2 separate regions of the Homo sapiens genome follow, and region 1 is linked to region 2. Evidence: chromatin contacts called from ENCODE Hi-C or POLR2A ChIA-PET data. All regions are on one chromosome and are shown on one strand. The core of a region is the stretch at or near the end of the contact, and the rest is flanking DNA. Distances in the headings are between cores, read along the strand shown. Region 1 holds the start of EVI5L (ecotropic viral integration site 5 like). Region 2 holds the start of MCOLN1 (mucolipin TRP cation channel 1).

Region 1 (4,143 bases), core at 1,308-3,807, 310 kb before region 2:
CAAGTCCTGCAGCAGACCATCTCTCATCTCCATTCTTCCAGCTCTGATTCGAGCTGGCTCCCTGCAATACAGCTCAGCCCTAGGAAGATGGCCACTTTTCAATGAAGTGTCAACTAAGACCCTCGCAGGGACCTGGGTGGCCAGTGATTCACAGGAGCCCATAGGACTCCCCTCCGAGACCTTGCTGTCCCCTTCCACACGGCACTGGGGGAACACACAGGGCCACACCCTAGCCTTCCTGCAGTTCCAAGTTCTGTTCTAAAAATTTAGCCGCTCTCCCCGCACCCCAGTTTCCGATGGGGAAGTTGAGGTACTGAGCCGCAATGAGCTTTTTCCTGGATGGTCCACAATCCGCTAGTGAATATCCACAAGGAAGCCTGGGCCTTTTATCTCAGGGTTTCTGAGCACAGTTATGTTGTCAGAAGGACCCCAGACGCACAGTGCCCAGGCTGCGCGGGACTGGACCGGCCCGGCTCCTCGCCCCCTGCAGTCCTGGCCACAGTGTCGCGCCAGCATCTCCTCTCCTGTCTTGTCTCATCCCTGTGCCAGGGCCAAGCCACCTGCGATCCCTTCCAAACCACCCTCCGCTGACCACAGAAGCCCAGAGGAACCTACAGGTTGGACCCTGAGGCCAGAGCTGGGAGTGGGGAGGGCGGCGGGATGGATGGGAAGAGCCACAAAAGACGGAAAGACACAGGGACACGGGTCCTCTAGCTCAATCACATCCCGGCCGAGGGGGAATAAAACGAAGCAGACAACTCATTCATGTTCCACTCGAGCCTCTTCAGCACATTTTTCCCTTCTGAAAATATTCCTTAACAAAGAGCTGCCTGCTTCTGGCAGGCCCCGACCCAGGTCTCAAATGCCAAGATAGAAGGAAGCTGTTTTGTTTTGGCCAAACACACTAGTTGTGGGTGAAAGAACTCTCGGGCTGTCAGGGGCCAGCTCTGAGGAGCAACCTGGACCGCCCTGCTGGCTCTGGCATTTGAGGCCAGTAGGCGTGATGGGGTCAGGAGGCTGGGGGCAGACTTCAGGACGGAAGCCAGGAGCTGTGAATCCTCTCCCTTCCCGCCAGGGGGTGGCATAAATCAGGGGGCGGGCAGTGGTTCCTTCGGGACACTAGTGTAGGAGAGAAAGTGAGCGTCCTTCCCTTTGAAAGGGCACAGCAGGGAAGGATGGATAACTTGGCAGAGGCCTGGGGCAGGTTCCCACAGGGGTAGGTGCTGGGGGATTCTGGGGCCCTGTCACCCTCCAAGGCTCCAGTGTGGGCGCTGGTTTGGTGGAGGGGCAAGTTGGCTTCCTGGGGTGCGGCAGGCACCTCATGGTCTCTGGAATCTCTGCTTGAGCTGGGGGAGCTGTCGGGGACTCTGGGAGGGCCTGGACAGGTGGGATCTGAGGAGGGGTGCAGAAGTGTTGAGTGGGTGGGGGCAGGGGCAGATATGCCTGGGGTCTATGTTGGAGCTCTTAAGTTTTTCTGTGTGTGCTGGGGGATCTAAGTGACTGTGTGTGTGTGTGTGTGTGTGTGTGTGTGTGTGTGTGTGTGTGTGTTTGGGGTTTTCAGAAAGATGGGTGGCTCTGGATGGGGAGTGGGGTGGTTCAGAATATCCAACGGGAGGTCTTGAGCATGGGTGGATTTTTCAGGATCCAGGAGCCAGGATCCAGATGGGGCAGGATCAGTGGAGCTACCACAGTGTGCTGGGTGGACGCCGGGGAGTGGTGTTTAGGGGTGCCCTTGGGCATGTGGCAGCTGGGGTGGGAGATGGGCTAGCAGGCTGAGCTGAGGGCTGTGGGCAGGGGTAGGAAATCCGACTTACAGAGGCCAGAGAGGGGTCCTGTGGGGTCAGCATGGGGGGCGGGTAGGCCCTGAGGCTGGTCTCCTTGGGGAGAGGTGGGGGCAGTTCTGGGCCCAAGATAGGAGGACGTGAAGTGAGGGGGTGCGGGGAGGGGGTGGCAAGTGTTGTCCAGAAGGGAGGGGTCCTGAGAGATCAGGGCAGAAGGTGGACGGGGGTTCTTGGGCTTGGGGGGCGCTTCTGAGGGGCTGATCGGCGGAGTGGGGGGATGGGGAGCCCTGAGGGGGTTCCCGGAGAGGAGTCCTGAGGGTCACTGCAAAGGGTGGACGGGGGTCCTGGGCCTGCGGGGTCCTCATGGGGAGGGGACGGAGTGGGGGAGGGGGATCCTGCAGGAGCTCCTGGGGAGGGGTCCGGAGGGATCGGCAACGAGGGTGGGCAGGGGCCAGGGTCCTCCGAAGGTCCCGGGCTGGGGATGCCGAGGCTCCCAGCGCGGGTTCCGGGGCACGACGGCCCGAGTTGCGGTCCTGCCGGTTCCCCGCGGGCCGCATCACGGAGCCGCCGGCCTGAGCAGGCGCCCGGGAGGCCCGGCCCGCGCCGCCCTACCTGCGCCGAGCGCGCCGCCATCTCCGTGCCGAGCCTCGCCGCCCCGGGCTGAGCCGCCGGATCCTAGCCGCGCCGTTCGCCCCGCAGCCCCGGCCCGGCCCCCTCAGCCGCCCCCCGGGACCGCGGCCGCCGCCGGCTCCGCCGCTGCCATTTCACCCGCTGACAGGAGCCGCTGCCCCGCCCCCGAGGCCCCATCCGCCAATTCGCCGCCCCCAGGCGCCCTGGCCCCGCCCACCAGCCAGGAGTGACGGGGTGTCTGACCATTCCGTGGCCATTCCGTGAGGCGGGCCCTGGCTACGTTCAGAAGGTTGCCGCCTCTGAGGAGAGAGCGAATTGAAATGAGGGAAGCGGTGAAGGACAGGTAGTTTTGCGTATCGGAATGAGGAATCCTATTGATCAACACCTGATAAGACCAATAGCAAGGAAAGTGGGGGTGTGTCCGTGAGGAAAGGCTGCGGCCCTGAGGAACACCAGGCAGACGCGGCCAAGCGTTTGGCACTAAGCCCCGCCCAGAGCCGGGCTTTCTGCCCAATAACGAGACGCCCCGAGACGTCCATTATTATCTGCCCCTCAAACCTGGGCCCTGGCAACTGCTGGGGGCGCCATAAAGAAGATTGACACCTAGGGAACCAATGCTACTGAAGGAGGGCGGGAAAGTGACACTCTCTGACCAATGGGTATGTGAGATTGGTGGGAGCATTGGCGTCCTGGGCGGTGGGGCTTGAGGCCTGGGTTGAATGAAATGGGGGTGGGGCTAAGAGGAGGGCGTGGCCTAGGCCAGAGATGGGGCGGGGTCAAGCAAGGGAGGGGCTCGGGGGTTGGGTCTGAGAAGGGGCGTGGCCAGAAATCCTGAAGACTCACTGGGGACGTGATGGCACCGTGTCGTCTAGGAGCCCAGTTCTGTGCTGGGGACGGGGCGGTTGATATTGGGGGCGGGTCCCATAAAAGATTCAGGCCCGTCCCCTGTCTTACTCCAGGCCAGGTTAAATGTGTTCTCTAAAGCTCACAGAGCCGCGTGTTTCTCCATCAAAGCTCGGTTCGCGCCGTGATCGTGGGGAGGGATAGGCCCTCCCATTCCCCATCCTCCCAGGCTGATAGATCCTCGGGGAGTCGGGATGCAGGGCCTAGGTCGGGTCTCTTCCAGGTCCCCAGCATGGAAACTGCTTATAAACATTTGATGAATGAATGAATGAAAATGGGCCCGTGACTCTTTTAACAGAGAAGGGAGAGGTGGAGAATCCTTCAAGCTAGAGAGGAATTCGTAGGGACAGTTACTGACAGCGGGCAAGACTGACCAAAATGGACTTATTTCCTCCCCAAGATGTAGGGATGGGCCCTGGAGGGGGTGGGGCAGGGAAGGACCTTGTCATAGCAGAGAGGGTGACGTCATAAGTGTGTTTTTATTTATTTATTTTTCAGAGACAGGGTCTCGCTCTGTGTCCCAGTTTGCAGTGCAGTGATGCGAACATAGCTCAATGCAGCCTCGAACTCTTGGACTCCAATGATCCTCCCGCCTCAACCTCCCCAGTAGCTGGGACTACAGGTGCGTGCACACCATGCCCGGCTAATTTTTTTGGTAGAGGCTGGGGTCTTGGTATGTTGCTCAGGCTAGTCGGAAACTCCTGGTGCCAGGTTCTCCCACTTCAGCCTCCCAAAGTGCTGGGATTACAGGCATGAGCCACCTCGCCCAGCTAGATGTCCTAAGTTCAGAATGGGGAAGGGAAGGCTGGACCCAGGGAGGGGCACGTCA
Region 2 (4,110 bases), core at 1,035-3,534:
CCTTTCTCCAACCAGGAAGGCAGCACACGCCCTATCTTCATGTCCCCATGCTCCTGCCAAGGAAGAGCTCTGAGAGGTCTAAAGAAAACCAGAAAACCTGTGACATTGTAGGTATCTATGCACCCGTCCTGCTCAGAGGTTATGAGTTTGGGTTTGGGAGGTACAGGGCCTGGGCTGATTCCTGCCCCTCCTGCTCACCAGCTCTCTGAGCCTCAGTTTCCTCATCTGCGAAATGGGGCAATAATATGTCTCATGGGAACGCTAAGGACTGGATGCTTATGAAGCATTGATCACAGGGGCTGGTCCATGGTGAATGTCAGAACATTTCATCAATGTTCCCGTTATTGATCAGTGGGGAGAGAATGAACTGCTCCCACTGGCTTTTCACTGGGCGTTCAAGCCTGCTGGGCTTATCCCAACTCCAGCTTCCAGACATGAGCATAGAACTCAGCCTGTATTCTAGGTTTGTCTGGACAAATACCCAAAAGATGACCTCTGGGTTCATTATAACCTGGCCCATCAGCTGACACTCTCAGAAGCCAAGGACCTGGAGAAGAGGTAATTGACAACATAAGTAATAATAATGGAACACATTCGCTAAAGACTCATTTTATCTCCCTGAAAAGCACCAGCTCCTAGAAATCATGCAGCCCTAGCATCAAATCCCAGACCTGCCACTTTACAGTAGGTTGACTCCAGGTACCTCCCTGAGCCTCCATCTCCTCATCTGAAGAGTGGAAATTTTAAAAAGGCGACCCCTTGGCTGGGCTCAGTGGCTCATGCCTGTTATCCCAACGGCTTTGGGAGGCCAAGGTGGGAGGATCCAGCCTAGGTAATACAGCGAGACCTCCCTGTCTACAAAAAAAAAACATTTTTTTTAAATAGTCAGGTGTGACGGCTCATGCCCGTAGTTAGTAGCTGGGACCCCATCTACCCGGGAGGCTGAGTTGGGAGGATCACTTGAGCCCAGGAGTTCGATGTTACAATGAGCTAGGATTATGCCACTGCACTACAGCCTGGGCAACAAAAAAAAGTTTATTAAAAAAAAAAAAAGTCCACCCTCTCCCTGAGCCTTGAGGTTGAGATCCTGAAGCTGCTCTGAGAATTCAGTGAGACACAGCAGATAAAGACCTCTTCAGCAAACACAAGCTGTTCTAATCACTGTTTATTTTTTTCCAGCCTAATGGTTAGATCTAAGCTTTCAGCAACTGCTGGAGTCAAAACCAGTCACAGTAGCCCAAAACTGTCCCTGTCACACCCCCATGGGGATGTGCTTTCTAGGGCCTGGCCCCGTGCTGCTTTCTAGGGCCTGGCCTCCTGCCTAGCAAAGCAGTCAGGATAAATGTGTGCACTGTCAGAACCTCCCTTGCAGAGAGGGACAAGTTCCCGGCCCCTCCCTTTGCAATGAGATGCTGCTGTGGCTGTTTACGACAAAGCCAGAGGGCAGGGCCCGCTTACAGAGCTGAGATTACAGCTAACCCACCCCAGACCCTACTAGCTGGGACACCGGGACATCTATCAGGTAGGGGTCCCCAGCTAGCTCCAGAAGGGGAAGCTAACACAAGGGGTCTTCCTCCAGCCTCCCCGAGGAGGGGTGGCATCAGAATTGGCTAGAAGCCCGAATTTAAGAAGGCTGCGCTTCCAGCGGTTTGGAAAGCTAAAACTGAGTTAATCGCCTGGGGGCAATCCCTCCAGCTCTCCAGGCTTGAGCTTAGGGAAGCTGAGCATTTGTCCCCTGGAATCAGGAGGGGAAGCCTGGGAGTCTCACGTGCGGGTTGGAGAAGCTGGTGCCCGCTGTCTGAGTTCCAGACGAAGTTGAGCAATCGGAACCTAGGCTCCCAGTGGGAATCCCAGGAACCTCGCCGCCCCAGAGGGAGAAGCTGGCGGCCCGGCGCGATCCCTGCCTGAGTTTGGGAACCCAGCAGAGCCTGGGTTCAGGAGGAAGAATTGGAGAGGCTGGTGCCCACCCGCCGCCCAAGTTCTAGGAGCCGTCTGCCCTTTTCTCCACCGTGAAAAGTCAGCGCTGGAGCTTAGAAAAAAAGAGACTAGGAGCTCCGCCGCCCCAGGTGGGAGACACAGCCCGCCCGCCTGAGTTCGGGGCCCCACGGTGCCGCCCGCGCCCTCACCTGAGCCGCGCGGACCCGCCGGGGCTGTCATGCTGGGGCGGGAGCGCGGGACGCAGGCGGGTACGGCGGGGCAGCCTGGGTCCGATCGCCCGCCGCTGTCACTGCGACCTCGCTCCCTCGCGGCGCGGCTTCAAACCCTCCGGCATCAGCTGATCTGTGCCTCGGTCACGTGACCCGGTAGCCCAGAGCCCCTCACGTGACCGCCTCTGGTCCCGCCCCCTGCGCCACGACAACCCCTGCCGGAACAGCGCGCATGCGTGCCTCTGCCGGCGCCCTCTGGGTCGAAGGCAGTCGCTAGGTCCTAGCGCCGACGCGCTCTGGGTGGCGGGGGATGGGCTGACTCTGAGTTTGGCAACGACGAGCTCTGCCCTGGCTCCCGGCCATGCCCCGAATCCGGTGCCAGGCTTGTGACTTCCATGTCCAGAGCTTGACCCCTTATCCTCCTTGGTGCCTGGTGATGACCCTGCCTACTATCTCAACGCTGTCTTCCTCTTTCTCCCAGAAACTCCTTTTACCCTTCTCCTGCGCATCTTCAGCAAACACGATTTCCTAATTATGTATCAAATAGAACCACTTATCCCCACCCCATGGCCCCCAGCCCAGAGTCTTCCAACATTCCTGGCCTGGATCTTTGCAGCAACCTCCTCCCCGATCTCAGCCTCCCTCCACTCCACTCTCTACCCAGCAGCCACAAGCATCTTCAAAGAATAATTCCTATCCTTCCTGCGAGAACCTGCCCTCGGCTTCCCATTGCTCTGTAATGACAGGCAGAGTCCCCACTCTCGTCTATCAGGGCCCTCTGATCTGGCTCCTACCTCCATCCAAAGCTCATCTTTCTATAGCCCCAGAGCCTTTGCATACTTTTGCCCTGGAGCGTAATGGTTAAGAATTTGGACCCTGGAGGGCAATTGGGATTTAAATCTAGGCACTGACAATGCCACTTCTACATCTTCCAGAGTCCCTTCAACTCCAAGCTGAGCGCAGTGGGCGGTGGCATGCACCGGCAATCCCAGCTACTCGGGAGGCTAAGGTGGGAGGATCGCTTGAGCCCAGGAGGTCGAGGCTGCAGTGAGCTATGATCACACCACTGCACTCCAGCCTGGGCAACAGAGCAAGACTGTCTAAAAAAAAAAAAAAAAATGTGCCTCAATTTTCTCATTTGCAAAATGGGGATATTCAAAGTCATCTACCTACTGGGGCTGTTGAGAGGATTAAATGAGAGAATGCAAAAACTATCGCATAAGGCTGGGCAAACAGTACTGATTATTAAATTAGTGATTATTGGGATTACAAAATCCTTCATTGAGAAAGCTGCCTGCCATTTATATCAGAAGTCTTGTTATGCTTCTCCTAGAATGTACTATACCCCGTAATTATTTTTTAAGTATTCTGAATTTAGTATCTATGAGCTCCATGCAGGTCGAGGCCATATTTATCTTGTTCCCTGCTGAGACCCCAGCAATCCAGAGATGTTTGTTGATTGCATAAATGAGCAACTTTTTTTGTCCACTTGTATACCTACTGTATGGGCTTTGAAGAGCAAGGGGTAAGTGAGAGGAACAGAGAGTGGTGACTAGTGGGATGGACCAGGATGAGACACTGTGGGTTAAGCTGGAAAGTCTAGCTGGTGGGCCCAAGAAGGAAGCCAGGACACTGGAGCTCCAGATTGTGGCTGGCCCTGGCCACAATGTCCCATCTCCGGAGCAAGGGGCTGTGCTCAGAAAGAAAGCACAAAAGGCAAGCCACGACACAGAGCCCGGAGGCAGTGGGAGGATTTTACTGACTGCACAACACACAACTTCCCCAGGCCCCCGAGGATGCCGGCGTCTCCTTCAGCCATCAGGCCCCAGCAGTGCCCCTTGCTCCTGTACCCACTCTGGACTCTCGCCGGTAGGGAGGGCTGGGCTGACAGTGCCACGAGTGGGAGAACAGGGGTCAGGGCAGGACACAGGGTTGGGATCAGGGCTGGGCACAGGATCAGGGT

The links. Hi-C counts contacts between places; a loop is a spot of excess contacts on that map. ChIA-PET counts read pairs that join two places held with the same protein, here RNA polymerase II (POLR2A). Pooled maps may share reads with other maps.
Region 1: a pooled map shows a loop between it and region 2 (8-fold over the local background). The contact joins the promoter of EVI5L here to the promoter of MCOLN1 in region 2. A Hi-C loop is called at or near these places in 1 of 168 maps with a recorded cell type or tissue (naive thymus-derived CD4-positive, alpha-beta T cell), 7 of 37 single-sample maps with no recorded cell type and 14 of 50 pooled maps. POLR2A ChIA-PET finds 5 or more read pairs at or near these places in 3 of 52 experiments (GM10248, K562 and PC-3).

Annotation. Positions count from the first base shown.
Region 1 is chr19:7,828,632-7,832,774 of GRCh38, reverse strand. EVI5L (ecotropic viral integration site 5 like) reads right to left here and starts at 2,557. Exons shown (of 20, transcript NM_001159944.3): 1 at 2,394-2,557. RefSeq lists a silencer at 2,461-2,700.
Region 2 is chr19:7,520,798-7,524,907 of GRCh38, reverse strand. MCOLN1 (mucolipin TRP cation channel 1) reads right to left here and starts at 2,284. Exons shown (of 14, transcript NM_020533.3): 1 at 2,127-2,284. The coding sequence starts at 2,157. LOC105372261 (a long non-coding RNA gene) reads left to right here. Exons shown (of 3, transcript XR_936294.3): 1 at 1-558; 2 at 1,746-2,066. ZNF358 (zinc finger protein 358) reads right to left here. Exons shown (of 2, transcript NM_018083.5): 2 at 3,883-4,110. The coding sequence ends at 3,959. RefSeq lists a silencer at 2,121-2,250.